Regions from separate parts of the Homo sapiens genome. Here regions 1 and 2 are each linked to region 3. Evidence: read pairs that join two places in POLR2A ChIA-PET (ENCODE). Cell type or tissue: K562. All regions are shown on one strand.

What was found. Peaks named below come from ENCODE experiments on the same cell type or tissue, not always from the same donor. Only the 100,000 strongest peaks of a DNase experiment are listed, where the experiment ranks them.
Region 1: POLR2A ChIA-PET joins it to region 3 with 6 read pairs; 1 of 35 experiments calls an interaction of 5 or more read pairs at or near these places.
Region 2: POLR2A ChIA-PET joins it to region 3 with 5 read pairs; 2 of 35 experiments call an interaction of 5 or more read pairs at or near these places.

Annotation. Positions count from the first base shown.
Region 1 is chr22:22,700,056-22,705,055 of GRCh38, forward strand. The region is part of intron 2 of LL22NC03-102D1.18 (a long non-coding RNA gene); the gene reads right to left. It also overlaps IGL, the pseudogene IGLVVI-22-1 and IGLV3-22. Among named protein-coding and RNA genes, the nearest start is that of LL22NC03-102D1.18, 9.0 kb to the right of the region's middle. In K562, a CTCF peak has its summit at 2,657 (motif pointing right); a DNase peak (open chromatin) is centred at 2,716; H3K27me3 peaks cover 2,497 bases.
Region 2 is chr22:23,212,003-23,217,002 of GRCh38, forward strand. The region is part of intron 1 of BCR (BCR activator of RhoGEF and GTPase); the gene reads left to right. Among named protein-coding and RNA genes, the nearest start is that of BCR, 34 kb to the left of the region's middle. In K562, no CTCF peak of the experiment used is centred here; DNase peaks (open chromatin) are centred at 2,084, 2,519, 3,423, 3,899 and 4 weaker places.
Region 3 is chr22:22,555,063-22,560,062 of GRCh38, forward strand. PRAME (PRAME nuclear receptor transcriptional regulator) reads right to left here and starts at 4,203. Exons shown (of 6, transcript NM_206956.3): 1 at 3,909-4,203; 2 at 2,483-2,518; 3 at 1,750-1,847. The coding sequence starts at 1,770. It overlaps LL22NC03-63E9.3 (a long non-coding RNA gene), which reads left to right and starts at 4,281. Exons shown (of 3, transcript NR_027426.2): 1 at 4,281-4,345. It also overlaps IGL. RefSeq lists an enhancer at 4,120-4,414. In K562, no CTCF peak of the experiment used is centred here; DNase peaks (open chromatin) are centred at 2,669, 3,139, 3,319, 4,219 and 1 weaker place; H3K4me3 peaks cover 3,949 bases.

The DNA of each region.
Region 1 (5,000 bases), 140 kb after region 3:
GATCGGTTAAGATGCAGATGCAGCCTCAGCAGTTCTGGATGTGGCCCCAAATTCTCTGTGTCTGGCAACTCCCAGGTGAGGCTGCTGCTGCTGGTCCTCCCAGGACCACACTTTGAGTGGCTGAACTCTTATTCACCCACCTCACTCAAGCCACGGGTGAGACTCACACAAGGAGAGCATATTCTAGAAGCACAGGTCACTTCTCACTCCTCCCCTTGTGTCTTAGATCCTTTTCTGTTACTATAAAGAAGTACCCAAGGCTGGGTAATTTATACAGAAAATAAAAGTTTTATTTGGCAGACAGTTCCAATGGCTGCAGAGTTCAAAATGTGGCATCTGCTCTTGTTGAAGACCTCAGGCTGCTTCCTGTCATGGTGAAAGGTGAAGGGGAGCCAGTGTGTGCAGATGTCAATGGGGGAGAGGAAGCAAGAGAGAAGACAAAGATGCCAGGCTCTTTTTAATAACCAGCTCTTTCGGAAACAGGGGAATTCACTCACCCCAAGTGAGGGCATTAATCTATTCATGAGAGATCCACTCCCATCACCCTAAAAGCTCCCATTAGTTCCCACCTCCAATACTGGGGATCCAATTTCAACATAAGATTTGGAGGTGACAAAGATCAAAGCCATAGCACCCTGAGGTTTGGCCACACACTTGCTCATCTCCACATTTGTCCCTCCCCTCAGGACTAGGGTCCTGACTGCTCTGACTTAGTCTCCCTCCACCTTATGGGCACCTGGCAGTCGGTCATCATCAGCTTTGCTGAATCAGCAGCAACATTGAGGGTAAAAATTGTGTCTCCTGGTTCCACCAGAAATAAAGTAGAGCCCCACACAGCTGAGGTGTGGGGTCAAAAATTAAAACTAAGAGACATAAGACTCATTCTCAGGCTCCAAGTCTGGCCAGTGAGCTTCTTTGAGACTCCCTGGGATCCCAGCAGTGACACTGATCACTATTGCTGTCCCACACATCCCAAGTGATGAGGAAGTAAGACCAAAACCCTCCTGAGATTCCTGGCTTGTGTCCTGACACTGGGGCTGTTGGGATTCCTGTCTTTCCTTCAAGATTGTTCAAATAAGCACCGACAATCACTTCCATGTGAGATATGAGGAGAGAATAATTCCACATGAACCAAATCCACGAAGCCTACACTGAAGCCTGCCAAGTTCTCTGCAGTCCAGCACGATGAAGGGAGCATTTTCATGGGAACTTTTGGGAATATGAGGGGAGCCAGGCTCAGCTATGGGTTCCAGAGACAAAGCTCCTGGATGTTTCCCCCTGGCCTTGGTCCATCACCTGCTACCTCTCCTCACTCTTTCCACAGATGCTGCCCCAGGTTAAGCCCCCACAGGACTCTAAGCCTATTCCTGACCCTGAGCTCAGCCCAAGTGATGCTTCAGGAGATGGGATCCTGAGAATGAGCGCCAACGTCTCTTTAACCTGAGGTGTGAGGTCATGAGACACCTGTTGGCCATAAGACACCTGTCCCCCACCTGCTCAGGAGACAGTGGAGCAGGCAACAGTGCAGAGAGAACCAGCAGGAGCCAGGCCAGGCCCTGCATCCAAAGCAGGCCCCAATCCCACAGATTCTCCAGCTCCAGCCTGGGGTACAGCCCCAACTTTCTGTAGGCTGAAATGGGCTTCTCAGGATGGGCAGGCCATGATGGGGGATGGCAGTGTGTCCACAGGACACAGCCCTGCTGCCTGCCTGGCCCTCATGCCCACTCCTTCCCCACCCTGGTTAATCTCCACCCAAAAGGGCCCAGGCTCAGAACTCAGGACACCTGGATCAGCTCCTGGACTTGCCCCCACTGCTTTCTGTTCCCCTGAGCCACTTAGTCTCTTTTGGCCTCAGTGTTACCTGCTGTGAAGTGAGGAGGCTTATACTGAACTGAGGAAGCTCTTTTCTTCATTCAAAATTAAAAGACAGAAACAATAAAGTCATGTGAATTAAAGCCTTCTAAGGGGATGTCATTTAATGGGCTCCAATGGGCTTCAGACATGGAACTTCTTGTCTTTCCTCTGCAGAGATTCCAAGAAAGGGACTCAAAAGGGCTTGCTTTCTGTATGATGGGAACAGTGATCTCCAGCTGAGTATAAGCAGGAGAGTCCTAGTTTCATCAGCAAGACAGACAAGGCTAGGGTAGAAATCCTCCTGGCACAAGCTCTGAGAGGTGTGGAATGAAATAAAGATAAACATGAAATTAATGTGCCTATGATGGTGATGTTAGCTCACAACTAAGCTGCAGAACCAGAAACCTGGTGATTGCAGTGAATCATAGCTGCTCTTACTGGGTGGGAGGTGCACCAGTTTGCTTCCTAAGTGCATAGAAAGCCTGGGTCCCTGTAGGATGGCATGCACATCTCTCTGGACTTTGAAAGTGTTGCAGAAGAGCTTCAGTTGACTCACTCTAATTAGACCTGACTGAACAAAACCATTAGAGGAGGGCATTTCAACCCTGAGACACTTCTATAGCAATTGCACCTGCCCCACCCCACTGAACTGCGTGTGTTACCTCTCTGTGCTGGGCTGGGCAGGGCAGATTGGGTCACACTGGCACAGAATGGGGCTGGACTCTCTGGTCCTCAACTTCTGAGGTGACAGGTGCTGTGGGGTCACCTGGAAGAAGAAAGCTCCTGGGCTGAGTCTCCTCCACCAGTTGGGGGCAGCAGAGCTGCAGCCAGGAGCAGTGAGGAGAGAGGCTGGGGCTGCCCAGCTGGGGCGAAGAGGAAGGCCAGCCTGGGGTTCAACAGGTGTCCAAGAGTCAGTCTTCAGACTGAAAATGAAGACAGTTCATCCTATCCCCTCGGGCTGCAGTGACCACGTTCTGAGGGTCAGATTCATACAGTGTCACCCAAGGACACCGACAGAAGCCCGGCACAGTGAAGGCCTCACCTGGGAAATGCAACTAGAAGAGGCTGGGCCCAGGTGTCAGCTTGGGCAGCTTCCTTAGGAAGGGGATTCCCTGGGAGAAGTCCTGAGGCCGAGGTGCTCTAGGAGGGGCACAATGTGAGGTGACAGGGCTCCCAGGGCCCAGGTTCTTCACCCAGGATGGCGGCCTGAGCCTCCTGCCACTCTCAGGGCCTTGTCCCTCCCTGTCCAGCAGTGTCCTGGGGAGCTGAGCCCTCTATCGTGGGCACTTCCAGATACACCCGACCCCTCCTGCCTCTGCCTTTCCTTCCAGCTCCAGGTGGACTCTGACTCAGGACGCAGCTCCTGTGCTCAGGGGAGATTCAGGTGGGTGGCGTGAAGCATTTTGGGGCCCTGGTCCCTGCATGAGGCATCACCAGCCTCCTTCAGGAGATGCTGTCCAGAGGAACAGGGCTTCTCACCTGCCTCAGGCCACAGCTCTCACCACGGGGCTGTCCTTTGATCAGTGGCAGGATCTGCATGGCTGGAGGGACTACTGACCACATGCTCTCTGGAGCTCATGTCTTGTGTGGAGACCATGACCTGGGGACCCTCAGAAAGACCAAGCAGCCTAAAGTTAGATTTTCAGTCCAGTGTGATTCTCTGGTTCTTTTCGCAAGTTTACGTAAAACGTTGATGAGAAAAAGTGAATAAATAAAGGAAGAGTTGAGGATGGCAATTGCTGGTCTACTGTGGGGCTGGGGGATACCATGGAAAGAGCAGCACCACATGTCAAATGAGACTAGAGATTGGGATGCATCCGAAATATGTGTGGTTGCTCAAATGACAAAACTCTTCCAACTGCAATGATTCATAAGTGTCCTACAGACACAGTACATCATGTACATAACATTACCAGGATGGGGCCAAGTGACTCGGGGGTATCCGGAGCAGGGATGAAAGAGGAGAAAGATGATGCATCTTTGGTGTACTTGCTGCTGAGTCAGGCGTCATCAGTGATTTCTCAACAGGGCCCAGCTCAGCCCCAGGCCAGGCTCCTGGAAGGTCCATAGTCCTGCTCAATGCAGCCCAGGACAGGCCACATGACACAGAGGTTTGAGACAGGGACCATGTTGTCAATCCCCAGGACGGTGACTGTGATCACAGGCCTTGGAGGCCAAGGCTGATTTTCTGACTGGAGAAGCAGACGAAGGAAGCTGGGGATTCACCCCTTCATTTTAAGTTTCTCATGCTGCCCCCAGAGCTGGCTTGAGGGATATCCCGCCATGAGGAGTCCCAGAGAAGTAAATTTGCATAAACACCAAGGATGCACTGCCCCAGTGGGCCTGAGAGGAAATAAGAGAGGCCTGGGAAGCCCAGCTGTGCTGTGGGCTCAGGAGGCAGAGCTGTGGGTGTCTCACCATGGCATGGGCCACACTCCTGCTCCCACTCCTCAACCTCTACACAGGTGCTGCCCCCAGACCCTGCCCCAGGCTCAGCCCTCCTAAGCCCCTGGTCTTACCCTGAACCCTGAGCTCAGCCCAGGCATAGCCTCAGGGCGATACTACTGGAATGGGTTTGTTATCTTCAAGCCCCCTCTCTTGTCCTCTCTTGCAGGCTCTGTTGCCTCCTATGAGCTGACACAGCTACCCTCGGTGTCAGTGTCCCCAGGACAGACAGCCAGGATCACCTGCTCTGGAGATGTACTGGGGGAAAATTATGCTGACTGGTACCAGCAGAAGCCAGGCCAGGCCCCTGAGTTGGTGATATACGAAGATAGTGAGCGGTACCCTGGAATCCCTGAACGATTCTCTGGGTCCACCTCAGGGAACACGACCACCCTGACCATCAGCAGGGTCCTGACCGAAGACGAGGCTGACTATTACTGTTTGTCTGGGGATGAGGACAATCCCTCAGTGACACAGGCAGATGGGGAAGTGAGACACAAACTCCTTTTTCATCTGTGTTGTGTTCTTCCTCCAGCACCAGGAAGACTGTGGACCAAGCAATGAGCAGGTCTGGCCAAGTTCTACTGGATCTGAGACCTCCAGGCCATCCTTTTTTCCAGCTGTCCAGGTTGGCTCTGCAGAGGGTGGAGCAGGAGTGGATTTAAGGCTGCTATAATCAGAATTTATGGTGTTTTGGGGCC
Region 2 (5,000 bases), 660 kb after region 3:
CCAGGGTCCTGCCAGCCCTACCCTCAGCCTCCCATAAGGGTCTGAAGTGGCAGGTGGATGGGAAACTGCACTCTCTGACCTCTGCAAGGGGACTGCTGCTTTCCCATGAGCTTCTCCTCTTTCCGTTGCTGGTTTCTTCTTTGTTATCTTTGCTGCTGGAGTGGCCAGACCCTGGGAAGCGGGCTGGAGAGAGGAGAGAAGCCATCGAGCCACATGGACCCCTACAGCCCGGAATCTGAGCTGTGGTAGGATTGGCTGCGATTGGGATTGGCAGACACACTGGGTTTGTACAGGAGGGGACCCTGAAGGATGGGCTGTGGTCAAAGTGGGATCCCTTCACTGTCCATAGTCCTTGGATCTGAAACTGCTGACAGGTGCCCCTGGGAACTGCTGTGGTATTTGGAGTCTATAGAGACACCCATTGCTCAGGACCCCAGGGCCTTAACAGGGAGTACACTGGCTTCTGGGAAGCTTGATGGAGTTGTTGCTGCATAGGTGCAGAAAATCCCAGCAGTGGAGTAAGGCCTGAAGTAAGCCCCCACTGGGCTCTGTGGGGCCTGGGGCAGCCTCCTCTGTTGCAGGGCCGCCAGCATCTCCAGCAGAAGTGCAGTGCTTGCTCTGGGGACACAGGGGCCTTTTGGAATGAGCATGTGGACTTGGCTTATGGATTGTGCCTACCCCAGAGCGTTGCTGTGTCTCTCAACACACACAGCTTCCATGGGCTGCTCACTCCAATTCTGATGGAGAGGGCATTTATGACTCTGTCCGTTGGTTTGTTTTCTCACTGAAGAGGAACATAGATGCACCTGCTCTCTGGGCAAGAGATGTGGCAGCTGCAAGCTGCACACCCTGTTCTGAATATTGCCCAGACCAGAATATGAATTACTTGGTCATAAATCAGTGTCTTGTCTGCAGAAAACTTGGCAATGTGAGGGACGGCAGCTTTAACTTGATTCCTGGGAGGCTGCCGGCCTCAAAAAGGACAAGGACTGGCAATCAGATGGGCATTCTCTCTAATTTGGGAGGCTTTCGGGCTTCCTCACGGAGTGCTGCTCCTGGGGACGTACCACAAGAACCTCCCTTGTCTAGTTTTGTTCTGACGCTTGGGCTCATTCACCTGACTGTCTCCTTGCTTGTCTGGCTCTCAGGAAAGCCTTCCCGGAGAGGATGTGGCTGACCCCTGCAGCCATCTCTCCACAGACAATCATGGCCCTGAGCTTGGCTGTCCTTGGTTGGGTACATCCAAGGCTCTGCCTGCCAGGGTAGGCACTGGCCAGGCTGTGGGATGGCAGCGTTGCTGACTTGTGCTCCTGAGTCCTGGGGGCCCTGAGTGAGCCTCCGTGCAGGAGTCGGGCTGGGCTGAGAGGTGTGGAGAGTCGTTCCCTTAATGGATGGTCAGGCACAGCAGCTATGGGCTCAAATTCCGGAGGGACGCTGAGCCAGGTCCCAGCCTGTGCACTGAGCATGTCATTCACTTTGAGATCCCCTCTAGGGTAAGGCACACCGTGAGTGGATGTGCCACTAAGAAGGAGGCAGCAGGCTGAGCGTGGTGGCTCACGCCTGTAATCCCAGCTCTTTGGGAGGCCAAGGTGGGAAGATTGCTTGAAGCCAGAAGTTTGAGACCAGCCTGGGCAAGAAAGTGAGAGCTCGTCTCTCCAAAAAAACGTAAAAATATTAATTGCTGGGGCGTGGTGGTGCATGCCTGTAGTCCTAGCTACTCAGGAGGCTGAGGCAGGAGAATCGCCTGAATGACCCAGGAGTTCAAGGCTATAGTGAGCTATGATTGCACCACTGTACTTCAGCCTGGGCAACAGAGCAAGACCCCTGTCTCTTAAAAAAAAAAAAAAAGAAGAAGAAGGAGGAGGAAGACAGTACTCCCAGTTATCATTGCGAGAGGCAGAGATGCGAGATTCCACTTTGAATTATGTTGAAATTTGGGGAAAATGCATGCCTGATAATGGGTAAAATACAGTAAGTTTCCTCATCTGTGAAATAGAAATCCCACTAGTCGTTGACTCAGGAACTTGCTGTGAAGATTAGAGATGAGGTGTGCAAAAAAAAGCACCTAGCGTGGCTGCTGGCATGCCCTGAGTGCTTAATAACATTTGTTATTCTCATTTTATTGTTGTTATCGTAGTTGCTGTTATGACAGATAGCGGGAGAGGATGTTGGCTGCTTTATCAGCTGGCTGGATGTTTGGTTTGTTTTTTTTTTTTTGTGAGGGTTAAAGTGGGAGATGGGAAGCTGTCTTTTTCCATCAGAGTTGGAAAGGCCCGGAGTGTTCATTTCTCAGCAATAATTGTTTTCAAATGGTTTTATTTTAGGGATAGATCCCTTCTTTGCCAATGGTATTTCAGATGACCCCCCAGTATATGAAAAAGATGAAAGAGGAGCCACAGGTCCTGAAGGCTGCCCAGCTCAGCCTCCCCACCCAACCTGGGCTCTGAGGACCTGGCTTGGGAGGTGCTGCTCTTGGCAGCCCCAGCCTTCCACCTCTGTGGCCTGTGCCATGGCCAGGAGGACCTGCATTTCCTTCGGACTGTCTCTCTGCTCAGGCGGATTATTTCGTGCTTCGTGTGCCCTCCCAGGGTAGGGACGGGGAAGCTGTGAGGATGCTCTGTGGGGATCGGCTCCCTGTGTTGTCCATGTCTTCTTTTAGGTGGAGTTGGCTAGGCAGGGAACCTGGCACCATTTCCTTCTCAGAGCAGAGAAACAGAGTCGGCGTTTGTGAGCGTGCATTGTCCAAACCTGCATTTGGAAGGGGTCAAAGTAGGCTGGGCTTTGTTTTTACTTTTTCTTTTTAAATTATGATGAACTATACATAATGTAAAATTTACCACTTCAGCCATTTTTAAGCATACGATCGATGCATGACATTAACTACATTGATGGTGTTGGGCAACCATCACCACTATCCATCTCCAGAACTTTTTCATCTTCCCCAGACTGAAGGTCTGTACCCATTTATAGCCAGTAAACAACTCTCTACTCCCTCCTCCCTCAGCCCCTGGCCACCACCATCCTACTCTATGTCTATGAATTTGACTACTCTAGAGACCTCATATGAGTGGAGTCCTACAGCGTTTGTCCATTTGCATCTGGTTTATTTCACTTAACATAATGTCCTCAAGTTTCATCCTTGCCTTGGCATGTATTAGAATTTTCTTCCTTTTTAAGGCTGAATAATATTCCATTATATGTCTGCACCGCATTTTGCTTATGCATCCATTGGTGGATGGACACCTGGCTTGTTTCTGCCTTTTGTAAAGCATGCTGCTGTGAACACGGGTATACATGCTTTTACTCTTGACCCCTTGCAAACAGGTCTGTCTTGCACATGTGCCCCAGGTACCACTCAGCCATCTGCTCATTAATGGGAGAGGGGAGAACCTTCCCGGTTCTCTTGAGTAACTACCATGATCACAGCTTTCTGGAATGTAGCAGGTTACTTGATAAAGAGGGCGGGAATTCTTAGAAAGGAGGGTTTCTGGCTGCAAGCCCCATACCTGTTTTCTGCCACCTTCTCTGCCAAGGGAGCTTGAGCCAGCCATTTCTGGGAAGTGGTGAGCCTCAGATATGGTTCAGGGAAGATGGGAAGTGTTACAGTGTAATTCCATCTGCTGATGGGGACAGGCACAAACCTGGTGGCTTGTTGTCCTTGGAACAGTCAGTGATGAAGGCAGAGTGGCGGTAGGACAGGGACCCCGCTTAGTTATGACACTGCCTCCTAAGTGGAACTAAGTGGAAGGTCTAGTGGGGCCTTCTTCGTGGGTTGGGACAGTGGTTCTGCACCCCCACTCAGCAGCTCAGGAACTGAAGTTAGAGCCTGCCTTCAGGGGATGGGCATGTGTACAAGGGATAGGGGACCAGTTAATCCAGGAGTTAGATGGTGACTGAGACTCCAGGAATTTCCCCTTTCCTGTAAACATGGGTCATTTTCTAGAATTACCACGTTCCCTTTAATTTTGCCATGTTTAGGAAATCTGGCTGAGCTGGTAATTACCAAGTCTAACTGAGAAATGTCTTATATGTAACCTTCTGTTTCCCTTGAGTGTTTCGGAGGAAGCTGTGGGCACGTTTTATGGATAGGTGCTCCGAGTTCTTTCCGCTTTGGTCCAGTCTGAGTGGCTCTGATAAGCGTTGGCAACACCACCGATTTTTGTGGGGCCTGGCTTCAGAACATGAATGTCTGTGTTTCTGCAAAACCAAGTGTACTCACTGCCTCCTTTTAAAATCATGCTACAAGGATGTCTTTCACTTTGAATTCTGCGCTTACATTGTTCAAGAGGCATCACCATGTTTATAACCTCAGACGCAGTAATTCCACCCTAGGGCATTTTCCTAAGGAAAATTGCTTCCCCCTTTTCTTTTATGGTAGTATTATGTGAAATTATTCATTGTATTCATAACAGTGGAAAGCTGGAAACAAACTGAGCATCCTGTAATACAAAAGGGGTTCCATTAGCTTGGTAGACGATTCTGTCATCATCCGATGGTAAGGATGAAAATGAATTAGCAACGTGGAACATTGTCATAAGTGGAAAAAGTGAGATGCCCAAAGTGTGATGATTTGTATCAGTCATCTCTTGTTCGGTAACAAACCATCCCAAAGTTTAGAGGCTTAAAACAATGCGATTTAATCGCAGTGCCATCTGGCTTGGTATGAGGTGGTTCTGCTGTCACACAGGCTTGGTCATGTGACTGTATTCAGTTTGTGGTTTGACTGCCGCTGGCATCCGAGGTGGCCTAACCGTTGTAGCTAAGGACTTGGTAGGGACACCGGAAGGCTGAGACCTCTCTCTCCTTGTGGTCCGTCATTGTTCTGCAGTGAAGCCTGAGTTGCTTCTCATGGAGGCTAGGTTCCAAGAGCAAAGGTGGATGCTGCAGGGCTTCCTGAGGCCTGGGCTATGGAACTTCTCAGCTGAACTTCCACCGGATTCTGTTGGTACAGTGTGTCGCAAGTCTTGCCCAGATCTAAGCGGGGGTAGAAAGCTGGACTC
Region 3 (5,000 bases):
AGTGAAAAGACTGGGGCCCAGCATGACTCCTAGGGTCCAGACATGAATTGGGGAGATATTTCTGCATGTCCTGTCTACTGGTTCTTATGGTCCTTGTGGGCTGCACAGGCCAGAGTGGCCTCTGAGCTCATCAGGTGGGTGGTCTGCACCCTCCTCTCTAGTCATAGAATCCCAGTGGGGACCCCCGAAGTATCTGCACCAGGTCCTTCAGGTGTTTTTTTTGGAGTGCAGTGGCGCAATCTTGGCTCACTGCAACCTCTGCCTCCTGGGTTCAAACGATTCTCCTGCCTCAGCCTCCCAAGTAGCTAGGATTACAAGCACACGCCCCCACACACGGCTATATTTTTGTATTTTTAGTAGAGATGGGGTTTCACCATGTTGGCCAGGCTGGTCTCAAACTCCTGACCTCAAGTGATCTGCCTGTCTAGGCCTCCCAAAGTGTTGAGATTACAAGAGTGAGCCACCATGCCCAGCCTCTTTTTCTTTTTTAGAGACAGGGTCTTACTATGTTTCCCAGACTGGTCTTGAACTCCTGGGCTCAAGTGATCCACCCATTTCAGCCTCCCAAAGTGCTGGGATTACAGGCTTGTGGATACCAACAGCACCCGAGCACGGTCCCACAGTCCAACGCACTGTGCCGTCCTTGAGCCTTTAGTTCCAGCACAAGTCTCCCGGCTTCAACCCAGGTTGCATGTTCTCCCTGATCTCCCCAGGTGGCACCCAAGGATGAGGCAGTGCAATCTTGTTGCTCACTTCCCAGGACCGACACTTACCCCTAATGGCCCAAGCCCATGGGGCAGTGAGATCAAAGCCTCCTGGAGCTCATACTCTCTGACACCACTGGAAGTGTGGGCTTTTGCGTCTGATTACCCCGGGGAAAGGTTCTGAATGTAATCGTGGCTTTGGCAATAAGGTCCACAATGCATTAAGATTTTTTTTTTTTTTTTGGAGGAGGAGTTTCACTCTTGTTGCCCAGGCTAGAGTGCACTGGCACCATCTTGGCTCACTGCAACCTCCACCTCCTGGGTTCAAGCGATTCTCCTGCTCCTGTCTCAGCCTCCCAAGTAGCTGGGACTACAGATGTGGGCCACCACGCCCAGCTAATTTTTTTTCTATTTTTAGTAAAGACAGGATTTCACCATTTTGGCCAGGCTAGTCTCGAACTCCTGACCTCAGGTGATCTGCCCACCTCGGCCTCCCATGGTACTGGGATTGGGATTACATGCATGAGCCACCATGCCTGGCCTAGGGTTAATTTTTATTTTTGGAGACGGAGTCTCGCTCTGTCGCCAGGCTGGAGTGCAGTGGCATGATCTTGGCTTACTGCAACCTTCGCCTCCTGGGTTCAAGCGATTCTCCTGCCTCAGCCACTTGAGTAGCTGGGACTACAGGTGCATGCCACCACGCCCGGCTAACTTTCTGTACTTTTAGTAGACGCGGGGTTTCACAGTGTTAGCCAGGAATGGTCTCAATCTCCTGACCTGGTGATCCGCCCGCCTCAGCCTCCCAAAGTGCTGGGATTACAGGCATGAGCCACCGTGCCCGACCCTAGGGTTGACTCTCATACAAAGACAGCACGGGAAGTGAAATGCTCTTTTGTGGAAATGACCAGAAACAATAAAAGCGGCTCCTGCCTCTTCGTCTACTGTGAGGGACCTCAGGATGCAGCTCCCATCTGGCTCGAGTGACAAGGACAGAGGGGAACAGGGCTTCTCTGAGCACCTCAGACAGCTCAGGGGACCTTCTTACCCACAAACGCCTTCGTTCCATTTTGAAGCGACTTAGGCTGGCCTCAGGACCTCCAACGCTTGGATTTCTAGGTCTCAGTCACTTGTTGCCACGCACGTCTGAGAGTAATAATCAAAATGCTCCAAAAAGAAGAATACATGTATAATATTTACGAAGCAACGGCCTCCTGTGAAAACCTCCGCAAATACTGCTGAGGAAACTGACAACTGGCGACTCAATCCCGCCCTTTCAGTGCAAATCTCTGGCTCCAAACCTGAGCACCAGTGTTTCCTGGGCTGAACCAGGGGGCAGGAGGAACAACAGACCATGTGGTTGGTCACAAGTGACCCCTGTGGTCAAGGACCCTGACTACGGTCTTGCAGCGACATTTCTGCCTCTGCTCCCGCCTTCCTAGGACGCCTACGCCACTGCCTGGGCCGTCCCCAACCCCCAGCACCTTCAGAGGGGCCGAGTCCCAGAGCATCCACCGCATTACAAATGCGCACCCACCCTGGAGAGCTCCAACCACGAGCACCGCCGCCTCGGTTCAAGGCATCCTTACAGCCACAACTCCTCAACTGGGGCCAATTTTCCGGGGCAGGCGGCCCGGGGTGACCCAAGTGGCGCACATTATTTTCTTTGGTCTTCAACCCATTTCCAGAGAGAAAACAGGGACCCGGGACAGGGGTGGTGCTGGGGGCACAAGCCCAAGGTCACCCTGCGGGGAAGCGGAGGAATCAGGGCTCGAACTTACGTTTTTCCTCAGAGAGTTCACCACACCGCGAAGTTGCTGGAAGGAAAGAACGAGACAATGGCTCAGCTAAGCGCCCTAGCCGCTGCGTGGGGCGGGGGGGGCGGCGGTGGGGACCGGGGGGCTGGGCAGCCTGGTCTGACCAATCCCCGTTTCTCAGTCCTTCCAGGGCAAAATCTCACGAGATCCAGTGAGGTCGCCCAGAGAGTCGAGAGGGGCTTGTTTTCAAAGACTGGGAGGAGGAGGGGCAGTGGGGGAGGGGCAGTGGGGGGAGGAGCAGAGGAGAAGGGAGCAGGAGGAGGGGAAAAGGGGAGAGGAAGTTGGAGAGCAGAGGAGGCTGGGGGTGGGGAGGAGATGGGGGTGGGGAAGGAGGGGAGATGGGGGTGGGGAAGGGGGGGCGGGAGGAGGGTTAGGAATGGGGGAAGGAAGACAGGGTGGGGGAGGGGTGGGCATGGGGGAAGGAAGACAGGGTGGGGGAGGGGTGGGCATGGGGAAAGGGAGACAGGGTGGGGGAGGGGTGGGCATGGGGGAAGGGAGACAGGGTGGGGGAGGGGTGGGCATGCGGGAAGGGAGACAGGGTGGGGAACCGAGAAGAAAGACAGTGGGGGGGGATGGAGGAAGGAACACAGGGTGGGGTGGGGGGTCGGGATGGGGGAAGGGAAACAAAGAGTGGTGGAGGCGTGGGGATTAGGAACGGAGACAGAGGGTGGGGGAGGGGTGGGGTGGGGGAAGGGAGACAGGGTGGGGGAGGGGTGAGGATGGCGGAAGGTAGACAAGGCGGGGGAGGGGTGGGGATGGGGGAAGGGAGACAGAAGGGGGGGAGGGGTGGGGATGGGGGAAGGGAGACAGAAGGCGGGCCAGGGCGGGAATGGGGGAAGGGAAACAGGGTGGGGGTGGGGATGAGAGAAGACAGAGGTTGGGGGAGGGGTGGGGATGTGTAAGAAAAACAAAGGGTTGGGGAGGGGGAGGGAAAAGAGGCAGAGAGTGGGGGAGGGGGTGGGGATGTGGAAAGAAAGTCAGAAGGTGGGGGGTGAGGGGTGGGGATGGGTGAATACGTGATGGCTGCGGCCTTTCCCACCAGACAGTAGGGTGGGGGCAGGGTGGAAAAAGGGGGTGCGGTGGGCGAATGGAGAGGCAGTGGGGAGGCGGGGGGCTGACTGGGAGTGTGGGACGGGGTGTTCTGGGATCACGGAGACGTCCAAGTCTGGACTCTGTCCTGGGTCTGTGCTTCTGGCGACCTCCCTTTTCTTCAGTGGGATGCGGGGTGCAGGGGCCGGTTCCAGGGTCCCCTGAGCTCAAGTTCTCGCCCCACCCCGCCCCGCAAGTCTAGAAAAGATGCCCCTGGCCTTGGCTGGGTAATCTCTGGATTTACCTACTTCTGTAACCCCCCGGGCTGAAGAGACCACCCCCCGGGATTCAATTAACTTACTCTCTGGAGCGCGCGTTCCTCCCTGCTCCCGGGAGTCGGTTTCCCAGAACTTTCTGAGGCCCGCGCATGCTCCCCTCGACTCCCCGTGTTTCCACTCTCCACAGAAATCCACGCATTCACGCCCCTCCCCTCCCCCGAGCCTGCAGAGGACTCCGCCCTGCTTTCCCTACATTCAGGGCTGCTCCTTTTGTCGCCAATACAGACCTGTTGACAGGTCACGCCTGGGAAGCGGGTGGGGTGTCCCGGAGCGGTGCTGAGGCGCTGCAGGCCCGGCTTCTGGCTGCGGGGGAGCTGTACCCTGAAGCCTCGCCGGAACTCGCGTCTGGGGCCAGCAGGGGGCACTAGAGTCAACAGGGACTGTATGCAAAACCCACTTCCTCCCAGGCCCTCTAGGGGGATGGTCAGGCTTCTGCAGAGATGGGGAGGATCCTTTCCTGGTAAGGGGAGAGGGACGGGCTAGGAGCCAAGCGGAAGGACCCCGTGTTCAAGGCCCTTCAAGGGACGGGACAGGCGAGGAATCTCTTTGAGTCTTTTGAATTGTTTTATCAGTCAGGCCTGGGAAGTACTCCGCCTCCACAAACTCTGTTTTCCTGAAAGGGGTCGGGGGGGGGGACCCCAACATCTCCTGCCACAGGCTATGATGGGCATGGTGGCTAAGAGCAACAGGCCGCGTGGTGAGGCTGGCTTTTTGTGGCTCTGCCCTGCCATTCCCCGAGGCATCCCCATGCCAGTGAACAGAGCTGCGGGTTCCCAGCTGCACAGATGAATGCACGAACAAAACATAGGTCCATGCAAAGGAAGTCATTGCATTGATCCAGATTCGACCTGGGATTGTCGCATAAAACAGGGCTGATAAAAACCGTTGTGTTTTCACCTTCGAAACAGAGACTCAGCCTCCCCCTCTCTGCTTGAGGCATTCAGCAAAGGTTCGTCCTTGAGTGGCTGTGGATGCTCAAGGACTTACGATTTCTGACTTTATAAAGTTTAGGGTGAAAACAAAAAACAAAATAAGAAGACCATTGTTTTAAAGTGGCCGTTGTAGCTAATTATCTCAAGAAAGCAAACAGGCTGGTACTGAAAGTTACACAGGCG